4 separate regions of the Homo sapiens genome follow, and regions 1, 2 and 3 are each linked to region 4. A link is a contact called in ENCODE Hi-C or POLR2A ChIA-PET data. All regions are on one chromosome and are shown on one strand. Each heading gives the region's core, a stretch centred on a gene start or an enhancer-like site at or near the end of the contact. The rest is flanking DNA. Distances are from core to core; before and after follow the strand shown. Region 1 holds the start of PCYT2 (phosphate cytidylyltransferase 2, ethanolamine). Region 2 holds the start of MCRIP1 (MAPK regulated corepressor interacting protein 1). Region 3 holds the start of P4HB (prolyl 4-hydroxylase subunit beta). Region 4 holds the start of FAAP100 (FA core complex associated protein 100).

Region 1 (2,700 bases), core at 120-2,619, 360 kb before region 4:
AATGAAGCTGCCGCCAACCAGAGCCCCGCCGCAGTTGACACGGGAGGGAAGGGGATGGGAAGGCAGGGACCGCAGACAGCTTTCCCGAGCTGGGGCAGGTGTGACTGCGAGAGGCTCCCAGGCCCGCCTGATGCCGCTTTCCCTTTTTGGCAGGTGGCAGGATCCCATTTTCTCACTGGCGACTCCCCTGCGTGCTGGTGAAGAAGGCAGCCACAGTCGGAAGTCGCTGTGCAGAAGCAGAGAGGAGGCCCCGCCTGGGGACCGGGGTGCACCGCTTAGCTCGGCCCCCATCCTAGGGGGCTGGTTTGGCAGGGGCTGCACAAAACGCACAAAAAGGAAGAAAGTGACGTAATCACGTGCTCGATGAAGAACAGTTGGCACTTTGCAGATGGCCAGTGTCACGGTGAAGGCTGGGTTGCCCCCACGGGTCTAGGGAGAACGAACTCTTTGGGGATGACATTTTCACCGTGACATTTTTAGCCATTTGTCCTTGAGGAAGCCCCTTGCACTGCTGCGGTTGTACCCTGATACGGCCTGGCCATCGAGGACACCTGCCCATCCGGCCTCTGTGTCAAGAGGTGGCAGCCGCACCTTTCTGTGAGAACGGAACTCGGGTTATTTCAGCCCCGGCCTGCAGAGTGGAAGCGCCCAGCGGCCTTTCCTCGCTCACCAGGCCAGTCTCAGGGCCTCACCGTATTTCTACTACTACTTAATGAAAAAGTGTGAACTTTATAGAATCCTCTCTGTACTGGATGTGCGGCAGAGGGGTGGCTCCGAGCCTCGGCTCTATGCAGACCTTTTTATTTCTATTAAACGTTTCTGCACTGGCTTCCGGTGTCCCCGAGTGGTCGGCGCGGGCTCCCCGGGCTCAGGTCTGCCGCCTGGCAGCTCGGTCGTGGCTTAAAACTCCCTTGGTTGGACAGGGGACAACTGTAGATTATTGTGCCAAAAAATAAGAAAAAAAACTCCCCTGGTTGGGACAGCGCCCCGTGGAGGTTCCCGGAGGTGGCGGCGGTGGGACGGTCCCCACGCCGCACTGCCCCGCCAGCCGAGCGCCAGGTGTGGGCGGTGCGGAGAGGCCAGGTGTGGGTCGGGGGGCGGGGCTCGGAAAGCGCGGCACACGCCATTGGCTGTGCGTTTGGAGGGGGCGGGACTCTGTCAGGGGCTCACGCCATTGGCCGTGCGCGGAGGTGCGGTGGGGCGCGGCCTTCGGGGGGTGGGGCTCGGGGCGGAGGGCGGGAGGCGGGGCGGGGGAGGCGGGGGCGGGGCTCGGGCCGAGCGGCGCACGCCATTGGCCGTGCGCAGCGGGTGAGGCCCGCGTGACGGCCGCTGAGCGTGCGCCTGGCGGGGCGGGCGGCGGCGCTCGGAGTCGCCGGGAGCTGCCAGGCTGTCCGCGCCGCCGCTGCGGGGCCATGATCCGGAACGGGCGCGGGGCTGCAGGCGGCGCAGAGCAGCCGGGCCCGGGGGGCAGGCGCGCCGTGAGGGTGTGGTGCGATGGCTGGTGAGCGCGGGGCCGGGGCGGGCCGCGGGGGCGCCGGGGCCGGCTTCCTTCCGGGGCGCCGCGCCAGCCGTTGCCCGGGGACCGGGCCCGCGTTCTGGGTGGCGTCCTCGTCCGGCATGGGCCGGGGCTGGCAGGCTGCGGGGCTCGCCTGCCGGGAGGGTCGGGCTGCAGAGGCTCCGCGCCCTGCCGTGGGCGACCCCGTCTACCTCTGGCGGAGGCCCCGCCCGGTCACGCCGACCTCTCCGGTGCAGCCACCGCGCTGAGATCTGGAGCCACGGCCTCCCTGCTTCTCCGTAACCACCAGCAACCAGCTTGCCCGGCTCCGGTCCAGGGGTTCCCCTGGCCTCCGGGCGAGCGTCCCTGTAGGTGGGCATCGGGTGCGACCTGCCTGTCCGGGACCCGCGGTGAAGCCCGCGGGCTCCCGGGTCCTCCTCCGCGGGGCTAGAATGCGATCGGTCTTCCCTGGCCAGTCAGAGGGCATTGTTTTAAGAAAAGTTTCGGGTTGTCAACAAGTGAAAGGAAGACGACCGTTACTGATAATTTGCTACCTCTGACCCTTTCACGTGCCTGCCGGATGGAATCCAGGAAGCAAGCGCCTCTATCTGATTAGCCCTTCCCAGGAGAGCAAGCAGGGCCTTGTCTTCTGTGTCCGAGTCACCTCTGGGAAAAGGAATGTGGCTTTGTGTCAGTGGACTTTGACCTTGCCCTGACCAGGCCCCAGCCCCATTCCAGACTGTGCTCCCCTGGCCCAGCCTCTGCCCCCTCCTCCCCTCCAGCCTGTCCAGTGGGTACATGGGCCCGCCAGATTTTACCCAGCATGTCTGCCGGGCTCCGCGCACTGTGGCAGGGGTGCTGGGAGGAAGCAGTGGTGTGCAGTGGAGCAACTCTGTGCACTGTGTGGGCTGCCAGGGTCACACCTCTCCCTGGAGAGGCAGGGACAGCTTTGTCCACTTGAGGGGATGGGCCGCTGCTGTAAAGAAGTGGCGAAGAAGCCAGGGCAGCGAGGCCCAGTTGGTGGCAGGGCTGTGTAGCTTTGGGCTTGAGAGTTCACGTGTTAGCAGACCTAGATTTGTGAATGAAAACTCTCGAGCCAGGTGGCAAGGCAGTGGCTGTTCACCCTTAGCGTTAAGCCTGCTGAGCTTGAGGCCGTAAGGGAGGAGAGACAGGATTTTCAGGGCCAGTGATTCCCAGGGTTTTAT
Region 2 (2,700 bases), core at 110-2,609, 280 kb before region 4:
GGCCGCCTTGCATGAAGCCGTGCTCTCTGGAAACCTGGAATGCGTGAAGCTGCTGGTCAAATACGGGGCTGACATTCACCAGCGAGATGAGGCGGGCTGGACACCCCTGCACATTGCCTGCAGCGATGGGTACCCTGACATAGCCAGGTGAGGGGGCCCTGGGTCTACACAGGCTTGAACCCGACCCCTCCGGGCCTCAGTGGGTCCCCAGGATGGGAGCCCCAAAATGTAGCCCGGGTGGTGTCGGCAAGAACCCTAGAGGCTGGGGGCGGTGGCTCACGCCTGCGCCTGTAATCCCAGCACTTTGGGAGGCCGAGGTGGGCGGATCACCTGAGGTCAGGAGTTCGTGACAAGAACCCTCTCACTACTAAAAATACAAAATTAGCCACGCGTGGTGGCGCGCGCCTGTAATCCCAGCTACTCAAGGCTGAGGCAGGAGAATCACTTGAACCCGGGAAGTGGAGGTTGCCGTGAGTCGAGATCATGCCATTGCACTCCAGCCTGGGTGATAAGAGCGAAATTCTGTCTCAAAAAACAAAAAAAACAAAAAAAGAACCCTGCAAACCCTAGAGGCTTCTGGAATCCTGTTTCTGCCTTTGTCCTCAATAGAACCAACTTGAAAAGCTGGCCACAGCTTCCAAAGGGTCAGGTTTCTTCCTCCTCACCCTACCCGGACCTTAGGACCCCAAGGTGGGGGACACACAGGTGACCCCAGGACTCTGGCCCTCTGACCCGGGTTGGGGCGAGCACTCTCCTGGCTCCTCCCCGCTTCAGCCAGAGCGACCTTTACACCCCAGGTACCTTATCTCCCTGGGAGCGGACAGGGATGCAACCAACGACGATGGCGACCTGCCCTCCGACCTCATCGACCCGGACTACAAGGAGCTGGTGGAGCTCTTCAAAGGGACCACGATGGACTGAGCCAGCTTTGCCCGCCCGCCCCCGCGCCCAGGGCCGCCTCCCTGGAGAAGCCGCGCGTCGCCCATGGGCCAGCACGTGCCCCACCCGTGGGCCAGGGGCGGCCGGACCCGTCCCTCCACGACCCCGCCACCCCTCCTAGGCCTGGCTTTGTCCCCAGGTGAATTTTTTACTGTGACACTTTTTACTTTTTCAATAAACGTGACTCCCAGGTGAGGGGGCCTGGGTCTACACACGTGGTCCCTGTGGTGGTGTCCTGATTACTGGGCTCTGGCCGCTCCCAGTGGCCGGCGGCGCTCACCGTTCGGGCCAGGGAGGTCCGGAGCTTCCGCCACGAGCCCCAACCCCGCACGGGAATCCCGGCCGCCCCCGCCCTCCGCCAGCCGGGCGGTCACGTGAGAGCGCGCTGCGCCTGCGCCTGTGCAGCCCGCGGTGGCGTCACTTCCGGCGGGGCCTCCCAGCTGGAAGAGGCGGTGGCGGCGGGTCGGGGCGAGGTGAGGCGGGTGCGGCGCCGGGCGGCGGGGACGGGGCGGGGCGGGGCGGGCGCGGCTGGGCCCCGCCCTGGTGTCGCCGCGCGGCCGCGGGTGCCCTGCAGGGCCGGGCGGGGCCGGGCGCGGGGGAGTGGCCGGGCAGCCGGGGTCCGAGGGAGGGGCCCGCGTTCCCCGCCCGGCACCTGCAGGAGGGCGCGGCCCGCGGGGCGCCTGGGAGCGCGCGTGGGGAGGGCGCGGCTCGGACTGAGCGCCTTTCCCGCCCAGGCAGGGGCAGGTGCCGGGGACCCAGCGCCGCCGGACGCTCGCAGCGGGCCAGCCTTCTGCCGCCGTCGGGGCTTTGGGGCTGACAGAGCCCCGCTTTCCCGGTCTCCTGGAGGGACCGTGCCTGAGGATGCCTCCGATTCTCGGAGCGCCGCGGGCCCGGCCGTCCGCATTCTTTTTCTGTCCATTTTTCGGCCTTGCCCTCTTTCCCGTCTCCCCGGGCGGTGATGCTGGGCCTAACGGGGAGAACGGGGCCTCCGCCTGCCTTCTAGGCACTCACTGGGCGGTGGTTGTGACCGCGGGGGCGGGAGCCATACGGGGCACGGGCTGTGCTTCTCTCCCTCCTGCCCCTGGGTAGCCGTCGCAGGAAGGTGGTCTTTCAGCTGGATCCCCAAGGATGAGTAGGATAGTTTTGGGCAGAGAAGACAGCTTGACCAAAGGCCCTGAGGTGTAAACAGGGACCAGTGAGTGGACTTTGGGTGGGATGTGGCGAGAACGTGTAGAGAGGGTGGGAAGTGGGACGTGAAGGAAGAGCCAACAGGGCTGGATTTGGGGCGAGTCAGGGGAGGTTGTGGTTTGAGTGGGATCAGGATGGGGAGGAGGGCGCACACGCTCAGGCTGTTGCTGCCACCACCCAGGGGAGAGGGTGAGGAGGTGGTGCAGCGCTTAGAGGCTTTCCCTGGGCGGTCTTCAAGGGACCACGAGGTGCCAGTGTGGCAGCTGTGACAGCCGTATCCTCGTGCGCCTGCTTGGGCAATAGATCATTTTCTAGCCTCGTTGGCTGAAAAAGACACAGAACACGAAGAGAAAGTGGAGTCTTAGAAACTTTGAATCTCAGAAACTCCGGAGGAGCATGGTGACTAGCGATGGCGTCACTGATTCTAACTCTGGAACCTCACTATTGTCACGTTGCTGGAGTGTTACCTCATGGCCTGTTCTTAGGCATGTGGCTGTGTGGGGGAAAGAATTTGGGACTGGGAGGCCAGAGACTGGGGTTCTGTCCCCTCCCCACCTGGAAGTCTCTAAAGCC
Region 3 (2,700 bases), core at 103-2,602, 310 kb before region 4:
GTATTTTTAGTAGAGACGGGAGGTGAGGGGGTTTCACCATGTTGATCAGGCTGGTCTCGAACTCCTGACCTCGTGATCCGCCCGCCTCGGCCTTCCAAAGTGCTGGGATTACAGGCGTGAGCCACCGCACTCGGCCCCGCACACTCAGTCTTAGAAGTTTGATGTGCATTGCGCACTCACAGCCCGTCTCAGGTGGACTGGCCATATTTCAAGTGCTCAGGAGCCTCGGTGGCGGGTCGAGTCGGGAGGCAAACCCAGCTGCTGCCTTCGGAGTGAAGCAGCGCCCAGGGTATTTCCACAGCTGTGTAACAGCTGCGAGGTCTCCTGAGCCGACCAGAGCATCTGAGAAGCACCAGAGAAGGGGCAGCGTCACAGGATTTGGCAACCCGTGGGAAAGGAAGGAAGAGATCGCACAGGGCAAAGGGCCGCTCCCTGAAGGCCTTAGCGGGGAGTACCTTTCCTGCGGCCGCTCCACGCATGAGCAGCGTCTTCCTGGGGCCTGGGAGCCGGCAGGTCCCCGGGGCCCAGGTCCCGCCCCTCCCGCCCGTCTCTCCAGCCCCATTCTCCTAACCACCCGCCCTGTGCTCGTATCCCCTCCGAGGCTTCCTCGCACTGTGCGCACGATTCCCATGCCCAGGCCCTGCCGCCATGCCTCGGTGAGTGTCTCGCGTGACCTCGCGGAGCGCGTCGGACCGGGCCGGCTATCCCACACCGAGCCCACCGCCGACCCTAGGCGGCCAACCCCACCTTCCACGGCCGCCGCCGCACGCTTGACACGCGCGCCGGAAATTGCGTCACCCCAACTTCCGGTCCGGGGGCCGGGGGGCGTGCCAGTTGGGTACGCGGTCCAGTCAGAATGCAACACGAGGGGTTTCGGAAGCGCAGCCGCAGCTCCGCCCCTAAACTGGGAACTCCTCCCCACTGCCACGTTCGACGAAGGAACGCGCAGAGTGCGCGCATCCCTTGGCCAATCAGGAGGCGCAGAGTCCGTGCTACCGAAAGGGGCAGCCATTCCAGACCCGTGGAAGGTGCAGGCGAAAGCCACCAATTAGAAGCCAAGGCAGAAAAAGTTCTTGTCGGGAGCCAATGAGAGGCTAAGAAAGACAGCGAGCGCGAGGTCCTCGGCCAATCCCGAACGAAGGCCAGGGAGCACTCAGGAGCGTTTCCGAATCCGGGGCCAGGCCTGGTGTGAGTGTCCAATCCGAGAGCGGCAAAGACGAGCCTCGAAGTCCGCCGGCCAATCGAAGGCGGGCCCCAGCGGCGCGTGCGCGCCGCGGCCAGCGCGCGCGGGCGGGGGGGCAGGCGCGCCCCGGACCCAGGATTTATAAAGGCGAGGCCGGGACCGGCGCGCGCTCTCGTCGCCCCCGCTGTCCCGGCGGCGCCAACCGAAGCGCCCCGCCTGATCCGTGTCCGACATGCTGCGCCGCGCTCTGCTGTGCCTGGCCGTGGCCGCCCTGGTGCGCGCCGACGCCCCCGAGGAGGAGGACCACGTCCTGGTGCTGCGGAAAAGCAACTTCGCGGAGGCGCTGGCGGCCCACAAGTACCTGCTGGTGGAGTTCTGTGAGCGCCGGGCCTGGCGGGCGGGCGGGGCTCGGGGCCGCTGAGCCAGGCTCTTGGGACGCAGGCACGGCCCGGCAGCCCCCGGGGTCGGGACCCCCGGCGCGCCCGGAACTGAAGGGCTCCCTTGCTGCCCGCCTTGGGGGCCATGTCAGGGGCTCCCTGGGGGTGAGAGCCGGGCTGGGAGCCGGGGGGCCGTCCCGATGCCCGCCCTGCGCACGGCAGGATCTTCCTGTTAGTGCGAGAAGAACAGGATCGACCTGTGTGAGCAAACAGAGCAAGCCAGTGTCCAGCCTTGCCGAGTCCTCCCCGGGGGCCGACCCGGAAGGCGCCCCGCTCCTGCCCACCCCACCTTCAGCTTGCCACAGCAGTCCTTCCGATGGTGTCTCAGAGGAGAATCCCAAGCCTTCCTCACGTCCATAAGGATTTGAGCTCTGTCCCTGGGGTGGGAACCTTGTGCCTGACACAGCTGCTAACTCTATTGACAGATCGTCTTATTCTCACCCTAAGCAACTCAGGGTCTGTGTGCACGGATGTGCATCTCATACTCACAGCTAGTGCTGGTACAGGCCGCCACGGTCACTTCTTCACTTTTGTCTGTAGTCTTAAAGGGAAAGTCTAGGGGAGATCCTTGCCTTAGTTGCCTGTGGGGAATAAGAAGTCAGCAACCATTGAAAGGTTTGTCTGGCTGTGCTGATGGTGACATAGCAGAGTGGGGGCTGGTGTTGGTTGGTGGTAGTTTGTCGTTCACGGCCTCTGTCCTGATATTGCCCAAGAACACCAGGCTATCAGCTCAGCCTTGTGCGTTAGGAGGGGTTATCTTGGTGAGTAGATAAGGTTTTTATGAAGGGAAATGCCAGAGGAAAAAGGGAAGCACTGCTGAGGGATCAAGGCTGCTTTAGGGATCAAGGCTGCTTTCTAGCATCTCATTTCCGCTTCCAGATGCCCCTTGGTGTGGCCACTGCAAGGCTCTGGCCCCTGAGTATGCCAAAGCCGCTGGGAAGCTGAAGGCAGAAGGTTCCGAGATCAGGTTGGCCAAGGTGGACGCCACGGAGGAGTCTGACCTGGCCCAGCAGTACGGCGTGCGCGGCTATCCCACCATCAAGTTCTTCAGGAATGGAGACACGGCTTCCCCCAAGGAAT
Region 4 (2,700 bases), core at 149-2,648:
GAGATGGCCTGGGAGGACTGGATGGGGTTGGTGTGTGTGAGCGAGTGACTCACAAGGCTTCAGAGGGTTAAAACTAGCAGTCAGAAGACCTGCGGATTCCTGTGGGGAAATTCGGTCAGAAGACCAGCGGAGGATCCCTGTGGGGAAATTCACAACGATGCGGCATCTGACTTCCTGACTCTGAAGGCCAAATGAGATGCACCTGGCCCTCCTCTCCCCACTCCCCAGCATCAAAGACAGCATTTCCAGCCCAAACACCTTCAGAGCAGCCCTGGCGAGAAGAGAGGAGCAAGGAACTGACTCCAGGTGCCGCACTTGAGTCTGTCTAACCCAACATTCAGAATCAGACATCCCCGTTGCCTTGGGGTCAGTCCCCACCCCAACCTCAAAGGGGGGCGGTCAGGATGTCTGCAAGTGGTGCTTTGTGCTCCAGCAGGTGCACCCGGACTCCACGATGTCTGCCTAACTTCCAAGCCCAGTTTTGCAGCCCTGCCCCTAGATTCTCCCTCGAGGGTGTCTGGCCTTAGCGCTCTTCAGATTGGCTTCTTAAACGGAGGGAGGCGGGCCGGGGGCGGGGTTCCTTGGTCATTTACTTGTGAATGGTGTGCCTGGTTTCCGCTCTCTTCCGGGCATGGAGCAGGTGTCCGTACTGCAGGCCCCTCCACGGGCGTTCTCTGGTCAGTACTTCTCTCCTGGAGGAAGTGGAGAGCTGCCAGGAGGGAGAGGGTGGAGGTATCTTGCCCTGGCTCACAGTCATTTTCTTGTCCTCTGCCCCCAACCCAGAAACCCCATTGGTGTACTCCCTGTCCCCACGTGTTCAGCCACGGAGGGAGGGACGCACTTCCACCTAAGCTGGCTCACTCCGCTGGGCCCTGAACGCGGGGGCGGCCGGGGCGGCTCGCAGAGCACAGGGCAGAGACCCATCCCTAGGACGACAAGAGCCGGCGCTGCCCCACCCCGACCCCGGCTGGAGTGCGCTCCGGCAGGACCCAGCTGCTCTCCGAGAGCCCAGAGAATCGAGGCGTTTACGCAAAAGCCCGAGTAGCTGAGCGCTTGCTCCGGGGAGACGCCCCGCCCAAGAGCAACCTCTGCTCGGCCAGGACCCGCTTCCCCACCCTGGGGAACCCGTGCAGCAGCCGGGGCCATGAAGCCGCCGAGGGCTCCCACCAGCCCGGCCGGGTCAACCTCGACCTGCGGCACGGTGCCGCGGCCCCTAGGAAGGCTCCCCTGCTCCCCGTGGGTACCAGCGACCGCCCCAGCTCCCGGAGTCCCTGCAGCGCGTCCTTTCCGGCCCGCCCCCGGCACCGCCGACCGCTTTACGGCGGAGGTCGCGCCGCACAGCGGGCTGCCGTAAAGCGCTCCGAGGCGGAGCCGCCGCCGCGCGGCCGGGGCTTCTCACTCTGACGGGCCCGCGCGCACGATGGCCGGCGCCGCGCCGCGGGTCCGCTACCTGGCGGGCTTCTGCTGCCCTCTCGGGGGCCTGGCGGCGGGCAAGCCCCGCGTGCTGTGCCATGAGGCAGAGGTCTTCCTGTCCACCGGGAGCGAGCTCGTCTACGTGTACGACCAGGAGGGCGGGCTGCTGACCGTGAGCGCCGGCCCGCGGGGGCGGGAGGGACCGGGCGGGGGCGGCGGTTCGCGTGAAAATGAAGACCGCGGGCCCGCGCGTCGCGTCGGCCTGACCCGCGCCCCGGTCCGCAGGCGGCGTTCCGGTTCCCCGACCAGGTGTGGCACCTGGAGCTGCTGGCGCCGCGCAGGTTGCTGTACGCGCTGTGCGCCCGGAGGGGCCTCTACTGCCTGTCGCTGGACCACCCGGGCAGGAGCAGGTGAGGGCGGGCCCGCGGCCTCCCTCCCGCACACTCCTGCTGCCCCCGGACTGCTTCAGAGCGAGCAGCCCCACCTCATCGCGCTTGGGGACCCGGGCTGCCGCCAGCTCTGAAGCCTCGGCCGCCATCCCTGCCCGATTATCTGGAGCCCCTGCCCCCAGCACTCTTTCTGCAAGTGTCTTGCTCACAGTCCTTAGTAAGTGGGGTTCACATGGTTAAGCCCACGGCGGGGCGCGGGATCCTGTCCTTTGGGCCCTGGTGGCCCGGTGCTGTCTGGTGAGACACGCCCCCGAGGTTGGGTCTTTATTGGAGGGAGGAGACAGCAAAGGCACCGTGACCCCGAGTCAGTGATCAGTGGACACCATCTGGGTTGGAAGGAAGCGAGCTCCGGGCAGCCAGGCCTGTCTTCAGTGCAGAGCCAGCAGCTGCTGACCGCGGCCCAGGCTGTAGAGGGGGCAGCCTGTGCACTTTGCAGCCTGGGCCTCAGCCTGACGGTTCTATGCTGACAGGTGTCGGTTCACGCTGGTTTTGGATGCCTGGTACTTCTTGTCAAGAGTATCCTTCGTGGGGAAGGTGGGAGGCCATGTGGCAGATGGACTGCTGAGCGGCCTTGGGGGTCACTGCGGGAACCCCTGAGCCAGACTACTCCATGCCAGGTTATTGTGAAGAGAACGTGGGAATCCCACCCTGCCCAGGCCTGACCAGTGCGTCCCTGTTCTCAAAGGTCTACGAGCCAGGATGACAGGGACAGCGAGGACGGTGACCAGCCTTCCCCCGTGATCCCTGTGGACCCCGATGCCTGCATCCTTCCCGATGCTGCGCTGTGCGCGTTCACCTTGCTGGACAGTGTGCTGGTCACCCTGGTGCAGGGCCCTGC

Evidence for each region. Hi-C counts contacts between places; a loop is a spot of excess contacts on that map. ChIA-PET counts read pairs that join two places held with the same protein, here RNA polymerase II (POLR2A). Pooled maps may share reads with other maps.
Region 1: a loop to region 4 is called in a pooled map, with 7 times the contacts of the local background. The contact joins the promoter of PCYT2 here to the promoter of FAAP100 in region 4. A Hi-C loop is called at or near these places in 3 of 37 single-sample maps with no recorded cell type and 8 of 50 pooled maps. POLR2A ChIA-PET finds 5 or more read pairs at or near these places in 3 of 52 experiments (GM10248, WTC11 and activated CD4-positive, alpha-beta T cell).
Region 2: a map of CD4-positive, alpha-beta memory T cell shows a loop between it and region 4 (12-fold over the local background). The contact joins the promoter of MCRIP1 here to the promoter of FAAP100 in region 4. A Hi-C loop is called at or near these places in 1 of 168 maps with a recorded cell type or tissue (CD4-positive, alpha-beta memory T cell), 7 of 37 single-sample maps with no recorded cell type and 10 of 50 pooled maps. POLR2A ChIA-PET finds 5 or more read pairs at or near these places in 2 of 52 experiments (GM10248 and Panc1).
Region 3: a loop to region 4 is called in a map of naive thymus-derived CD4-positive, alpha-beta T cell, with 18 times the contacts of the local background. The contact joins the promoter of P4HB here to the promoter of FAAP100 in region 4. A Hi-C loop is called at or near these places in 1 of 168 maps with a recorded cell type or tissue (naive thymus-derived CD4-positive, alpha-beta T cell), 4 of 37 single-sample maps with no recorded cell type and 11 of 50 pooled maps. POLR2A ChIA-PET finds 5 or more read pairs at or near these places in 6 of 52 experiments (A549, B cell, H1 and 3 more).

What each region holds. Positions count from the first base shown.
Region 1 is chr17:81,910,068-81,912,767 of GRCh38, reverse strand. It overlaps PCYT2 (phosphate cytidylyltransferase 2, ethanolamine), which reads left to right and starts at 1,369. Exons shown (of 13, transcript NM_002861.5): 1 at 1,369-1,501. The coding sequence starts at 1,413. It overlaps SIRT7 (sirtuin 7), which reads left to right. Exons shown (of 10, transcript NM_016538.3): 10 at 154-829. The coding sequence ends at 352. RefSeq lists silencers at 1,016-1,185, 1,216-1,505, 1,666-1,805.
Region 2 is chr17:81,831,950-81,834,649 of GRCh38, reverse strand. MCRIP1 (MAPK regulated corepressor interacting protein 1) reads left to right here and starts at 1,359. Exons shown (of 5, transcript NM_207368.5): 1 at 1,359-1,412. PPP1R27 (protein phosphatase 1 regulatory subunit 27) reads left to right here. Exons shown (of 3, transcript NM_001007533.4): 2 at 1-147; 3 at 798-1,158. The coding sequence ends at 921. RefSeq lists enhancers at 1-328, 842-1,355, 2,382-2,700 and silencers at 951-1,070, 1,181-1,740.
Region 3 is chr17:81,859,187-81,861,886 of GRCh38, reverse strand. It overlaps P4HB (prolyl 4-hydroxylase subunit beta), which reads left to right and starts at 1,352. Exons shown (of 11, transcript NM_000918.4): 1 at 1,352-1,560; 2 at 2,500-2,700. The coding sequence starts at 1,416. It overlaps LOC124904086 (a long non-coding RNA gene), which reads right to left and starts at 777. Exons shown (of 2, transcript XR_007065950.1): 1 at 748-777. RefSeq lists silencers at 1,232-1,451, 1,662-1,761.
Region 4 is chr17:81,551,051-81,553,750 of GRCh38, reverse strand. It overlaps FAAP100 (FA core complex associated protein 100), which reads left to right and starts at 1,398. Exons shown (of 9, transcript NM_025161.6): 1 at 1,398-1,585; 2 at 1,699-1,823; 3 at 2,548-2,700. The coding sequence starts at 1,421. It overlaps LOC124904085 (a long non-coding RNA gene), which reads right to left and starts at 1,392. Exons shown (of 2, transcript XR_007065947.1): 1 at 1,245-1,392; 2 at 1-709. RefSeq lists enhancers at 1-342, 872-991 and silencers at 392-461, 472-551, 1,132-1,291, 1,432-1,671, 1,732-1,831.